Linked DNA regions of Homo sapiens: all the other regions are linked to region 4. A link is a contact called in ENCODE Hi-C or POLR2A ChIA-PET data. All regions are on one chromosome and are shown on one strand. The core of a region is the stretch at or near the end of the contact, and the rest is flanking DNA. Distances in the headings are between cores, read along the strand shown.

Region 1 (2,829 bases), core at 319-2,818, 250 kb before region 4:
AGGGTGGTTTGACTGCATCAGGGCCATTCTATCTTGGGGATCCAAGGAAGCAAAGATGAGTTCATCAGACATATATATAAGCTAATGTATTTAGCTCTTGATATTGAACTAATCAAACTAAAAAGAAGGCCTTCTAATTGAATTAGAATTCTTAGAACCACCCGAAGAGGAAAGATGGTTAGTGGATGGGGGCATCCAAGATGGAACACTATTCCCAATTACTCACTAACCCTGGGGAGATACAATAAGGGTTCAGCATCTTCAGAACTCTAAATATGCTGATAATTTTAGTAATTAAGGACTCCAAAAAGGGATCATTGTTAGTCCCAAAGCTCTACAAGTTAAATGGCTTACTCTGAATCATCGAACTCAGGATGATTACTTCCTCCTTGTTTTAACAGAGAACTCAGGTTGTACAGGAACTCAGGAATTCTCCTGCCTAGTTCCTGAAGCAAAATGAAACCTTCCAACAAAGCTGAAAAGAAGCACGTGTATCTGCTTTGCCTGACTGCCCACCAGAGCTCGTTTCTCCACTGATCGATTGGGGCTCGCAGCAACATGCTGGCCCCAGGGATGCACACAAGCCACGGCTGAGAAAGGACAGGCTGGGAGTGGGGCACAGACTACAGCCACCGGTCTTTCTCTCTGGGAAGAAACTAACTTGACAGCTATGCAGGAATCTCCCATTTCCCTACCCAAATGCACTTTCCATCCTTCTGTACTGGTCTTCGTGCCTGAAAAAGTTGACCAATATGAACACATCAGTAACTTCCTTTTGCCATCTGGTTTCTAGCAGGGCTTGAACAATGGCAAAGAGTTGAAGGGGCGGGGATGTTTATTCCGCTGGGACCTCTCCTGGGGAGAGGGAGTATTACCAGTGGTAGGCTGAATTCCTCAACCAAAGGTTACAGCTCCTTCCAAGGAGTCTTCTCCATCCTGGCACCTTCAACTGTCTCCAGTATCTGCTCCCTCTCCTTGGCCAAGGATGGTGACAGCCACCCCTATTACTACCTCTGAGAAATTAATTTTCTTTCTTTTTTTTTTTTTTTTATTTTTTTTGAGACAGAGTTTTGCTCTTGTTGCCTGGGCTGGAGTGCAATAGCGTGATCTTGGCTCACTGCAACCTCTGCCTCCCGGGTTCAAGTGATTCTCCAGCCTCAGCCTCCCGAGGAGCTGAGATTACAGATGCCTGTCACCATGCCCAGCTAAGTTTTTGTATTTTTAGTAGAGACGGGGTTTCACCATGTTGGCCAGACTGGTCTCAAACTCCTGACCTCAGGTGATCCACCAGCCTCGGCCTCCCAAACTGCTGGTATTACAGGCGTGACCCACAGCACCAGACCAGAAATTCGCTCTCTTTTATGTTTCCCTACACCTTGACCACCCCCCCTTTATAAAATAGCCCCTTTGTTATTAAAATTTCTTGAAATTACTCAATTTGGGTTTGTTACCTCTTTCCCACTGGGACTACCATGGATACAGAAGGGACATGACGAGACCTGTGGTTTCACCGGAATCATGTTGTAAGCAGCAAAGCCCACAGGGCTGATTCACTGTTTAAACAGCAAGGTGGGAAAGTCCTGCTGGAAATTTTTGGAGAGCACATTTTTTAAAAGTTGACAAGTTCATCAGCCCAAGAAGAAAAGGACACAGAGAGTTTGGGCCGACATATCGCAACTCTCATTAGCGCGAAATGAATTCACGTTACTCTGCCTCTGAACATGGAGGGCCCTGTACAGAAACAAAGACATATGCACCATCATGCAAAAAAGCCACTTGAAACATGAGGGAGCATAGAGGAAAGTCCTTGAAGAGGTCTTTTCCAATTTTTCTCAACCCACATATTTTATAGGAAAGCTTTAAACTCTCACTAAAACAATGGATTAAAAAATGAGAAACCCTCCTTCCAGTTTCACAATCCATTTGTCTCATCCTCTCGAGAGTTGCTAGAAAAAAGAAAAAAGGACAAAATACGTGGCAGGAGCTCCAGCATGAACAAACTTGAAAAATCCTGCCTTTGCTAGGAAAATATTCTTAAATTTTCAAACACATTCCAACCTACCCGATACAAGGTACAAAAAGATCATTGTCAAAACAAAGCAAAACCACTCACATGCCAAAGATCATGGAACCTAAAGCAATCAATAAAGCCAGGACTGAGTTAATAAGCACAGCCTACTTATAAACTGACTCGTCTTTTGGTTTGTGATGCAGGGAGACATTAAATTTCAAAGACCTCCCGTGTGCTTCTGAAAATTACAAATGAGAAATATTGGAGTCCTATACTGCTATCAAAGTGGCAAGTTAGTTCTCCTTAAAAGCTGTACTTAAATAACCATGGCGCTGTGTCCTTTAAGAAAGCCCTAGGATCATTTCCCCAGCCAGCCTCCTCTGATCCCTCTCTGCTCCGTGTGGGTAAGTGCACTGTACCTCCTGACCATGCTCTTGGTGGGACTTTTTGTAGCATGACCTTGAAATACTTTGTTTTACTGAGTCCTTGCAGTCAAAAGGAGTCTCTTGCGCATCCTGAAACTCCCAAGTCAAGCATAATGTGTATTATCAAAAAGATGCCCAAAAATCTCTGTGGAATTAATCTTTGAAAGCTAACAACATCAAAATAATAGTACTTTAAAATCTCTTCTGAAGCTATCAAGAAATGGCAAAGATGTTTCAACATGTGCATCAACCCTGGTCAATTGGTAACAGCCTCCCAGAACACTCTATTAAAGAGAATTCAAGAGTCAGATCCATTCTTGGGAGAAAAACAGAGTACTGATGAATGAGTGATGTCCGCCAGTGACCTGGAATTAAGGAATGATGTCAAGTAGC
Region 2 (2,921 bases), core at 223-2,722, 150 kb before region 4:
GGAAGGGGTAGGGGAAGCAACGCTGGCCTCACAAGTTTGCGGTGTGGCTTCAGTGTGCTAACGGATGTAGAATACACGATTCAGGGCCCCAGGTTTTGTTATTACCATCAGTGGTCCCAGCCCGTTTTTGATAACTTTGTAAACACCAAGTGGTTTTGGGAAGCCAGTCATTCTACAATCCTTTTCCCAAATTTTTGTCTCTGAAAATGACTAAGCAAATTTACAAAAACAATTGGAAACAACTTGGTGACTTTTTTTTTTTTTCAAATGGGTAAGTGCATTCCGGATATAATTATGTTTAAAACATGATTCAGCACACTTTATTTCTTCTGAAGTATTTCTATTTCCTTCTTTTATAAAACCTACTATTTCTATCTTATTTTTAAAGATCAATTGCCTGCATGTTTTCAGAGCCCTTTCAGAAATATCTTTGGTTATTACTCATCTGTGAAAAGGAAATTTAAACAAAGTTTGAGAACTGTTCATTTCTCAAAAAAGACAGTGGAATTGAGTATCTGTTTCCTGGGATGTTAAGTCAGCGTCAAGACCAAATTCATGAGATTGTTTTCCAAAGAGAAGACAGGAGTAATACGAAAGAATGACTGAGGTTTCATGAACTGTATCAGCTTCCTGGCATGAGAGCACTCGACTTTATATAGTCGGATACTGTGAGTCAGTTGACATTGTTCTTAAGAAAACTTGTTTTTGTTAGCATCTCAGAATTTGCCAGAGCCATATTACATTTAAGTCTTGCGTTCCTCAATCAATTTGACCAATGAACTTTTTGAAGATCAATGGGCAAGATAATAGTAGTAGAAGGAAAACACCAATGATAGTTATTTCTCATTTGGGGTCAGCATTGCCAAGCTGCTCAGGGTTTCCATGGCATCATTTCCAAACCCTCCTATTAAATTCTAAAGGAGAATAGATCTTTGCCTGTGGACAGTGTAAATTTGACAACAAATACAGGGTTGATAGACTGGTGGAATAGAAAAACACAAGAAGCTACGGGATGGAAGCTAGGCCATCGTCACCACTGCCATGGGGCAGAACAGAAAGAAGCATGATGTTTTGACCCCACAGAGGAGACAACACTCAAATCCTCTTCAGTGAACGGCTGTGTTTCTAGGGTACTGGGAATGAGAAAGGAAGATGTTGTATGCACAGAAACTTAAGTTATTTTCTTAATGCATAATTAAGAAAAGAAAAGAAACCCACAGAAAAGTGAGGCAAACCCACTGATAAACAGGCAGGTTCTATTTCTGTTAACTGGGTAAGCCCAGATTCTTTAAAAGTGATTTTAAAGCCGTTGATGCTATCAACTTTGAAATGTGGTTTGAAAAAGCGGATATTACACTTTAGCATATGCCTAATAACTGCCCTCACCATGGAAACATTGAAGGCAGAAACCATTGTGTTTGTTTTCCTAATCGTACTACCAAGATAAGACATAGAGTTCTCGTAAACCGGTGCCCGGCGGCATGATGGGATCTCCAGCTTCTGTACACCTAGTTGTGGAGGTGGATCCTGGGTGGATCCATTGGAACTATCGTAATAAGAATTAGTCCCGTCATCAGATAATTTCTGATTGAAAATTCCGAGAACTGAGTTATGCACAGTGCTCAGTTAGTCACTGTTTTTCTCATAATAGCCGCATTGTGGAAAACTGAAGCCGGTCTTGGGGTCTCAAGGTCAACTTCATATGATAAACATCTTCAAGGCATGATTTTAGTCCCGTCTTCTTTCCCAATCTTGTTTAATTGCAACGTGGCCTTCCATGCTATTCTCTCTATTGTTTCCACAGCCTCTCTCCACCTTGAGACACACACAAGCAGGCTGGGTAGGTATAAGTACCACCTTGCTCCCTCGACACATTAATCAATTTGTTTCATGGAATAAAAAAGAAGACAACCATCTCCAGTTGAAAATTAGAATCAGGCTGGATTACAGCTGCAGCAATGAACTAGGTAGAGCAGAAAGCCAAACTCAAGCCTGTGTTTCCAACCAGTAGAGAGGCTGACTACAAACAATAATTTAGACAAAAAATAGTCTAGGACTTTATGATCTACATGCTTAAGCATCACTGAACATTACTAACTTTGAAGTTCAATATTATACTTGGAGGTGTATCCTTTGCTGTGCTGGAGAGAAGCAAAGAACCAGGCTTGAGTCTAAAATATTCCCATTAACCCAATAACACAACAATTAGATGTGTGTGTATGTGTTGTATAACTCTTTAAAACTAAACGATCAAGGCTAACTATGGAAATAAAAGTGAACATTAACAATTGCCACAGTACACTTGCCTGTAGCTCCAGCTATTCAGGAGGCTGAGGTGGGAGGATTGCTTGAGCCCAGGAGGTCAAGGCTGCAGTGAGCCATGACTACACTATTGCACTCCTTCCTGGGCAAGAAAGCAAGACCCTGTCTCAAAATATAATAATAATAATAATAATAATAATAATAAAAGCCTCAATAAAAGACATTACTCTATGGTAATCAGGGATACCTGGTACTCAAATACATCACAGACACAATATCTGCTCAGCTGGTAACAAATCTGTCAAGGAAAATATTGCATATCAACTCAAAAGATGCATCTAGAAAATCTTGTGTTCTAGCTTGCTAGAAAACAAAAGATACTGTGTGAGTGTGATTTCCTCTTACCTCTGTGAAGCAAAAGTGTGATCGATGAAGGTGAGAGGGGCAGGGAAAGACAGAGAAAGGCACGTAATGTATGACAGACATTTTCTGGAACAAGGGGAAGCTAATGAGTTCACAGAAGTGCTAGAAGGGCCCCTGGAAAATACCAGGGAACCTCAGACAAAAGAGTCTCCCAGGCAAGGAAGAAAACAACAATACATGAAATATTGGCTGCAACATTTAAGCAAAAATTAAAATGGCAGCCATGTGGGCAGAAG
Region 3 (2,855 bases), core at 101-2,600, 240 kb after region 4:
AAGCGAGGAGCTCTTGGACGCAGACCAATCCGATACTCAGCAGAAGATCCAGGGGTGCAAGGGTCGGGAAGGGGCTGACGGGGAATGGTGTGTCTTCTTGCCGGATCATTTCTCTCCTCTGGCGTTCAGCCAAGGAAATGCGGTTTGCAGAGCCAACCGGGTCCTTCTCTCTCCAAATCACATTGCTCATGATTAGGGAGAGAAAGGCCGAATCTTCCTCCATGGCCCTGGAGTCCTCTCCACCCACTCTCTCTACAGAATCAGATCATCTGGGTAATTTTTAAAGTGTAGTATGTGGGCCAGCTGGAACTAGTTGCCTCTTCCTGGCCAAATGCTTGGGGTTTCTTCCAGCCTTAAGCCTGCATGCTCCCTGTGCTAGGGAGAGCAGAGAGGCATGGCCAGGACTGGGAATGAGGGTGTTGCTAGCCAGACTTCCCAGCAACTTCCTGAGTTTGGAGCAAGCCAGAAGCGTGATTTTTTGGTGAGGCTGGCTGGCCCCAAGAGGTAGGGCACTGGGCGCTGTAGCCCAGCACTTCTCTAGAGCCCAGCAGAGTCTAGGTATCCAGTGCTTGAACAGTCTCCCTGGGCTGCCCAGGCCAAATCTAGGTACGAAGCGTTAAAAAAGTAAGATGATTTTCAGGGAGAAACAGATTGGCTTTCTCCAGTCTCTTCCATCTCAGAGTGTCCTGAGCCCCACTCAGAGGGCCTGGTGGACCCGAACTTTATTCTAGAAACTAGGCTAGTTAAAGAAGGCATTGTCAAGCCAGAAGCTGCCTCGGAGTCTTGGCAAGTGTATTAACTCAGTATGAAATAATATAAACAGAAAAGAACAATATTCTGTTTTCTCACTCCAGGCATTCTAGAGGCTGACGATTAGAATTCATTTGGGATGGGCCACAGCTTTCAAAAGTAAGTTCTGTGTATTTAAAAGATCTTTAGATTTGAAGTTCTGAAGAGTGGGGGCTGCCTGGTGTGAACGCTCTAAACCCTATTGTGCTTCGGCGGCTCAGAAAAATTCAGGAACAATAATATCCCTTAGAGGAGGAGAAGGAACTGTGTGAAATACACCATTTATCTCCTTTCGTGCACAAAGGCATATACATAAGCATATACAAAAACACATCAATTTATACATTCTTTTCCGGGGAGTCCTGCAACGTTTCCCAGTCATTATTTATATTAATTAATGTGGGTTTGGTTTCGAAACTGCTCAGATTAAGAACTCGAGATATTCTAGAAAGTAAATAATCCAGCTGTTGCCTACCACAGAGAGCCCTGAGCACGGATGCATAAGCTCTGGATTTGGCATGTAAACGGGGAGGCTTCATGCGTCCGTGGCGTGGTTCCAAGCCCCATGACCAGCCTCACTTTTGCAATTGAGAAACTGGAATTAATTCTCCCATCCTCCCCGATGCACAGAGATGTGTTCAGGATAAACCGAGTCATATTTCATAAGTTCTGGGTGCTAAAGGGGAAAGAAAGATAGTATTACGAAGACACTGGCATCACGACGCCCACTTCTGGAATGAGCCAGTCTGTTGAGCATTTACATAACAAAATAGCAATGTACTTTCCATGCCATAGCAACCCTGGAAGAAAACTGCGAGGTGGAAACCCTGGACAATTTGTATGAGGATTCTTGAAAATCTGAGATAGACAAACGCATTCTGAGAGATCAAGCTTGCTTATAAATGTTGGTTCATAACAATGTAATCTACATATGTGAATCTCAGAAAGTACCTTTCTCCTGGGAATTTCTTTCAGAAAAACAATCTTCTTTAGTTTACTGTTTTTAAACCTTTTCCCCCTTCAGGGATACTTTACCCTCTAGACTTGCCAAAGAGCCATTTCCTAATATATCCTAGAGAATACATGATTTCATTTTTCCACAGATGCATTTCTATACACCTGGTATTTCAGTTATTTATTAACCATGCCTAGTTTTGTAGTTTCTAGCTTTGTATCTTTGAAGTCATTAAAACTTAATAGGAGAATTAATCATAAAAGAAATCTATCAAACACAGTTGCCAAGCACTTTTTTCCCCCTGACTGACATCTTTAAGATGTATTTGAATGTTATTTATTTCATCACACCCAGGGAATAAAAAAAACATAACTTGCAGCTTCCAAGTTCAGAGAAAGCATAAAAATGTGATTTACTATTTATTGTACACTTAGTCGCATGCATATTATATATTGCATGTTAATCTTCAACTGGCTAAGTTTAGCAAATTTGACAACACTACTGTTTGCTAGAGAGGAAAAAGAGTCGACATCTGTTCTCTTCCAGATATGAATCCTTCTTGGAAGGAATCAGAAATACTCGCAGGCCTTCTAGTTTCTGGGTAAACTGATAGAACACAGGCTCTTTAACTGGACAGTCAAACCACAATGCCCCCTGGTGGTGAAATCATGCATATACACATGTAAGTGTTTGCACCTTGTGAATATTTTTAAGAAGAAATCTTATTTCTAATGGTGTGGAAATGTTCTTTCAGTTTTAAAAATGCAAAGACAAAGATCATGGCACATCAATTATGCTTTTAGAGAGAAAATAAAGAATCGCTTTGCTGTGAGTAAAATTAAAGATGCATTTAGTTTATCAAAATCACCTTGATCAAAAAAAAATTTTTTTTTTTTACAATAAGGAATTATATTTAAATTCCACACTGAAGATCTGGAGTATGGGGGGGATATAGGAATTTCAGCATATGTATTATCTGAACTAAATTTACAAAAGTGGAACAGTTGGAAGGTACTTATAGGTAGACCTGAGGGTCTGTTACCTTATTTTCAGTTCAGTGAAAATGAAATGAGAGCAGATTCCAGATTTTACCAGCGGATGGAAGACTCCA
Region 4 (3,138 bases), core at 370-2,869:
TCAGCTTACTATATCCTTCCTTAAGCCCTGTCTTTTCACAAACTCTTACCCAGCTCTCAAAACTTAGTTCAAATACCACCTTTACGGACCTTCTGATCTGTATCAAATGCCTGTTTACTGTGTTCTCAGAGCACACGCTGCTGTGGTGTACCCCAATACTCTTCATACCACATCCAGACATTCATTATGTTACTGGAGGAGGGCGTCCAGGTTCTTGGCGTTTTGAATAAAGAATTGGACAAAACGCATAAACAAAGCAAGGAAAGAATGAAACAACAAAAGTAGAGATTTACTGAAAAGGAAAGTACACTCCAAACGGTGGGAGCAGCCCAAGCATAGAGGCTCAAGAGCCTGGTTAAAGAATTTTCTGGGGTTTAAATACCCTATAGAGGTCTCCCATTGGCCACTTGGTGTACACCTCATGGAAATGAAGTAATGGCCCACAATCAGTCAGATTGGTTGTGGAAAGAAGTTACACTCCTATGCAAATGTCTGATAGGTTGTGAAAAGCAACCAATCAGAGGGTGAAGCGAAGTTACAAAGTTACAGCTCCTATGCAAACGGCTGAATGGTCGTGGAAAGCAACCAATCAGGGGTACTTTCAATTTTCCATCTGCAACTCAGAAAAGTGGGGAGGGGTTGCAGAGGGAGTAGCCTCTGGTCCTTTTATAACTTAGTTGTGGAAAGTTGGTGTTTTCCTTTTGATTTAATTATACAAAGTCAACGTGAATCAGCCTTAGATTCCCTGCCTCCAGATCCTGTTCTCCTGCCTCACTTACTTTTCTAATTTCTTCTCTAAATGATGCTTCTTGAGGGTAGACACCGAATCCTCATCATCTCAGGACACAGTACAAAATACAGCATGAAGCAGATCCCTGGGAAGATTCTGTTTGAGAATCAATGAGTTAAGAAACAAATGACAGCAAACACAGTCTTCTTTCTAGATTGGCAAATGAGGGAATACTGGTCTCTGAGGGATACACAGGGCCAATCTCCTCACTGTCACCTTGCACTCAGAGAGATAAGATGGCTTTTGCTCTCCAGTGCAGAAAGAGTGGCCTCCTCTGCCAGCATGAACCTTGCCTGGGAACTGATATCAATAACGGCTGCAGCACACAGAGAAAGACACTCAAGTGTCTCCTCCAAGGAGAGAGACGGATGTTTCCTTCGGGGGCTGATCGGGTTCACTTCCTGTTCATGAGCACGGCAGACACCTAACCTCCCGGCTGCAGTAAGGGTTGGGACTGTATGTGGGGAGTTGGGGTACTGTGCTTGGGAGACATTAACGAGGCCCCTCTTACTCTTCCACAAGCCAGGGCCTTCTCCTTCCTCTTTTTGGGAGGCCCAGGAAGTGGCCCTTTCCTTGACCAGACCCTACACTGGGAAGCCCCCGGCTCTGACCATGAGACTCGCAATGGCTGTTCACTGGACAATTTCAAGTGAATTCCCGCAAAGTTTCCCAAGAACATCAGATACAAAAGAGTTGATGGATGGAAACTCACACGATAAACCAAAGTGAAAACAAAACTGTGTCGCCCAACCCCATGTGAACTGAAACCGCAGGGCAGAACGCTCTGACTCCGCAGACATAAACAGTTTTAGCCCCGAGTGAGTCACCAGCGCAGCCAGGGCAAAGCTGGAGAGAGATTTCTCGTGATGCGCTGGGGATCGCTGTGCGTTCCTTTCCCTAGAAACTGATTTGTCATTTGAGTCAGAGGAAAGAACATTTCTAGGGCACCTAGTACATACCAGAGGCTCTGGTCCACGCTGTAGATAAATACTTCCAACCTGTTTTCACAGTAACCTGCATAGGTGCTGACTATTATCTCCATTTGCACATGAAGACACAGAAGCCAGGGCGCTGAAACACTTAACCTGAGCCAGAGCTAGAAGTGGGGCTCTGTCCTGCTGCTGCCCTTCACCAGAGGACACCCTGAAGCCCTGATGGGTCACATGAGTCTGCGTTTTCCCTGTCCTGAGTGGTCTCCAAACTGCCTTGATCATGGACTATTATCAGTAAAAATAAGTTTTGAGCACACTCACCCCTAGTATTTGTACACTGATTTATCGACAAACGATGTACAATCTACATGTAATATTACAAAACATTGCAAGGAAAAGACATTTAAATGGGTTGAGATAAAAGATAAAGGTAAATAGGGGCTACTATGTTTTCTATCCATATCCTAGTGCTGAGGTCACAGGGTTGCCAGGTTGAAACTATACATAGACATCGTAGGGGGTGGGAAGAGAGGATAGGAGGCAGGTAAGGAGGGAGAGAGACAGAGATAATGTCCAGTTAAATGTGGAACATCCTTTTGCTAAAAAATTATCCATTGTTTATCTAAAATTAAAATTTACTTTAACATCTTACTTTATGTTGTATGTATGTATTTATTTGAGACAGCGTCTCACTCTGCCGCCCAGGCTGGAGTGTAGTGGCACAGTCTCAACTCACTGCAACCTCCGTCTCCTGGATTCAAGCAATTCTCCTGCCTCAGCCTCCTGAGTAGCTGAGACTACAGAGCACCCGCCCCATGCCCCACTGATTTCTGTATTTTTAGTATAGACAGGGTTTTGCCATGTTGGCCAGCCTGGTCTTGAACTCCTGACCTCAAGTGATCCACCCACCTCAGCCTCCCAAAGTGCTGGGATTACAGGCATGAGCCACTGTGCCCAGCCAGATATTTTGTTTTTGAGACACAGTCTCACTCTGTCGCCCAGGCTGGGGTGCAGTGGTGATCTTGGGTCACTTCAACCTCTGCCTCCCAGGTTCAAGTGATTCTCCTGCCTCAGCCTCCCGAGTAACTGTAATTACAGACATGCGCCACCACGCCAGCTATTTTTTGTATTATTAGTAGAGATGGGATCTCACCAGGTTGGCCCGGCTGATCTCGATCTCCTGACCTCAAGTAATCTGCCCACCTTGGCCTCCCAAAATGCTGGGATTACAGGCGTGAGCCACCGCGCCTGACCAGCATCCTGCAATTTTATTTGCTAAACATGGCAATGCTAAGGAGTCAGTAAATGCTTTCTGTTACAGGATTATAATAAAGATTCTAGGCTTTGTGGGATAAATGGTCTCTGTCACAACTACTCACTCTCCTACTGCAGTGTGAAGTGGCGCTAGGCAGTTCC

The links. Hi-C counts contacts between places; a loop is a spot of excess contacts on that map. ChIA-PET counts read pairs that join two places held with the same protein, here RNA polymerase II (POLR2A). Pooled maps may share reads with other maps.
Region 1: a loop to region 4 is called in a map with no recorded cell type, with 6 times the contacts of the local background. The contact joins two enhancer-like sites. A Hi-C loop is called at or near these places in 2 of 37 single-sample maps with no recorded cell type and 2 of 50 pooled maps. POLR2A ChIA-PET finds 5 or more read pairs at or near these places in 2 of 52 experiments (activated CD4-positive, alpha-beta T cell and activated CD8-positive, alpha-beta memory T cell).
Region 2: a loop to region 4 is called in a pooled map, with 6 times the contacts of the local background. The contact joins two enhancer-like sites. A Hi-C loop is called at or near these places in 6 of 50 pooled maps. POLR2A ChIA-PET finds 5 or more read pairs at or near these places in 2 of 52 experiments (activated CD4-positive, alpha-beta memory T cell and activated T-cell).
Region 3: a loop to region 4 is called in a pooled map, with 4 times the contacts of the local background. The contact joins two enhancer-like sites. A Hi-C loop is called at or near these places in 2 of 50 pooled maps. POLR2A ChIA-PET finds 5 or more read pairs at or near these places in 3 of 52 experiments (HepG2, OCI-LY7 and activated CD4-positive, alpha-beta T cell).

The regions. Positions count from the first base shown.
Region 1 is chr16:78,986,575-78,989,403 of GRCh38, reverse strand. All of the region lies in intron 8 of WWOX (WW domain containing oxidoreductase), which reads right to left. Among named protein-coding and RNA genes, the nearest start is that of WWOX-AS2, 490 kb to the right of the region's middle. Within about 2 kb of position 1,568, at least 2 of the 41 ENCODE cell types and tissues checked have a DNase peak (open chromatin) inside an H3K27ac peak, as active enhancers do.
Region 2 is chr16:78,893,567-78,896,487 of GRCh38, reverse strand. The region is part of intron 8 of WWOX (WW domain containing oxidoreductase); the gene reads right to left. Among named protein-coding and RNA genes, the nearest start is that of WWOX-AS2, 390 kb to the right of the region's middle. Within about 2 kb of position 1,472, at least 4 of the 41 ENCODE cell types and tissues checked have a DNase peak (open chromatin) inside an H3K27ac peak, as active enhancers do.
Region 3 is chr16:78,503,234-78,506,088 of GRCh38, reverse strand. All of the region lies in intron 8 of WWOX (WW domain containing oxidoreductase), which reads right to left. Among named protein-coding and RNA genes, the nearest start is that of WWOX-AS2, 4.6 kb to the right of the region's middle. Within about 2 kb of position 1,350, at least 17 of the 41 ENCODE cell types and tissues checked have a DNase peak (open chromatin) inside an H3K27ac peak, as active enhancers do.
Region 4 is chr16:78,741,117-78,744,254 of GRCh38, reverse strand. The region is part of intron 8 of WWOX (WW domain containing oxidoreductase); the gene reads right to left. Among named protein-coding and RNA genes, the nearest start is that of WWOX-AS2, 240 kb to the right of the region's middle. RefSeq lists an enhancer at 1,230-1,489. Within about 2 kb of position 1,619, at least 12 of the 41 ENCODE cell types and tissues checked have a DNase peak (open chromatin) inside an H3K27ac peak, as active enhancers do.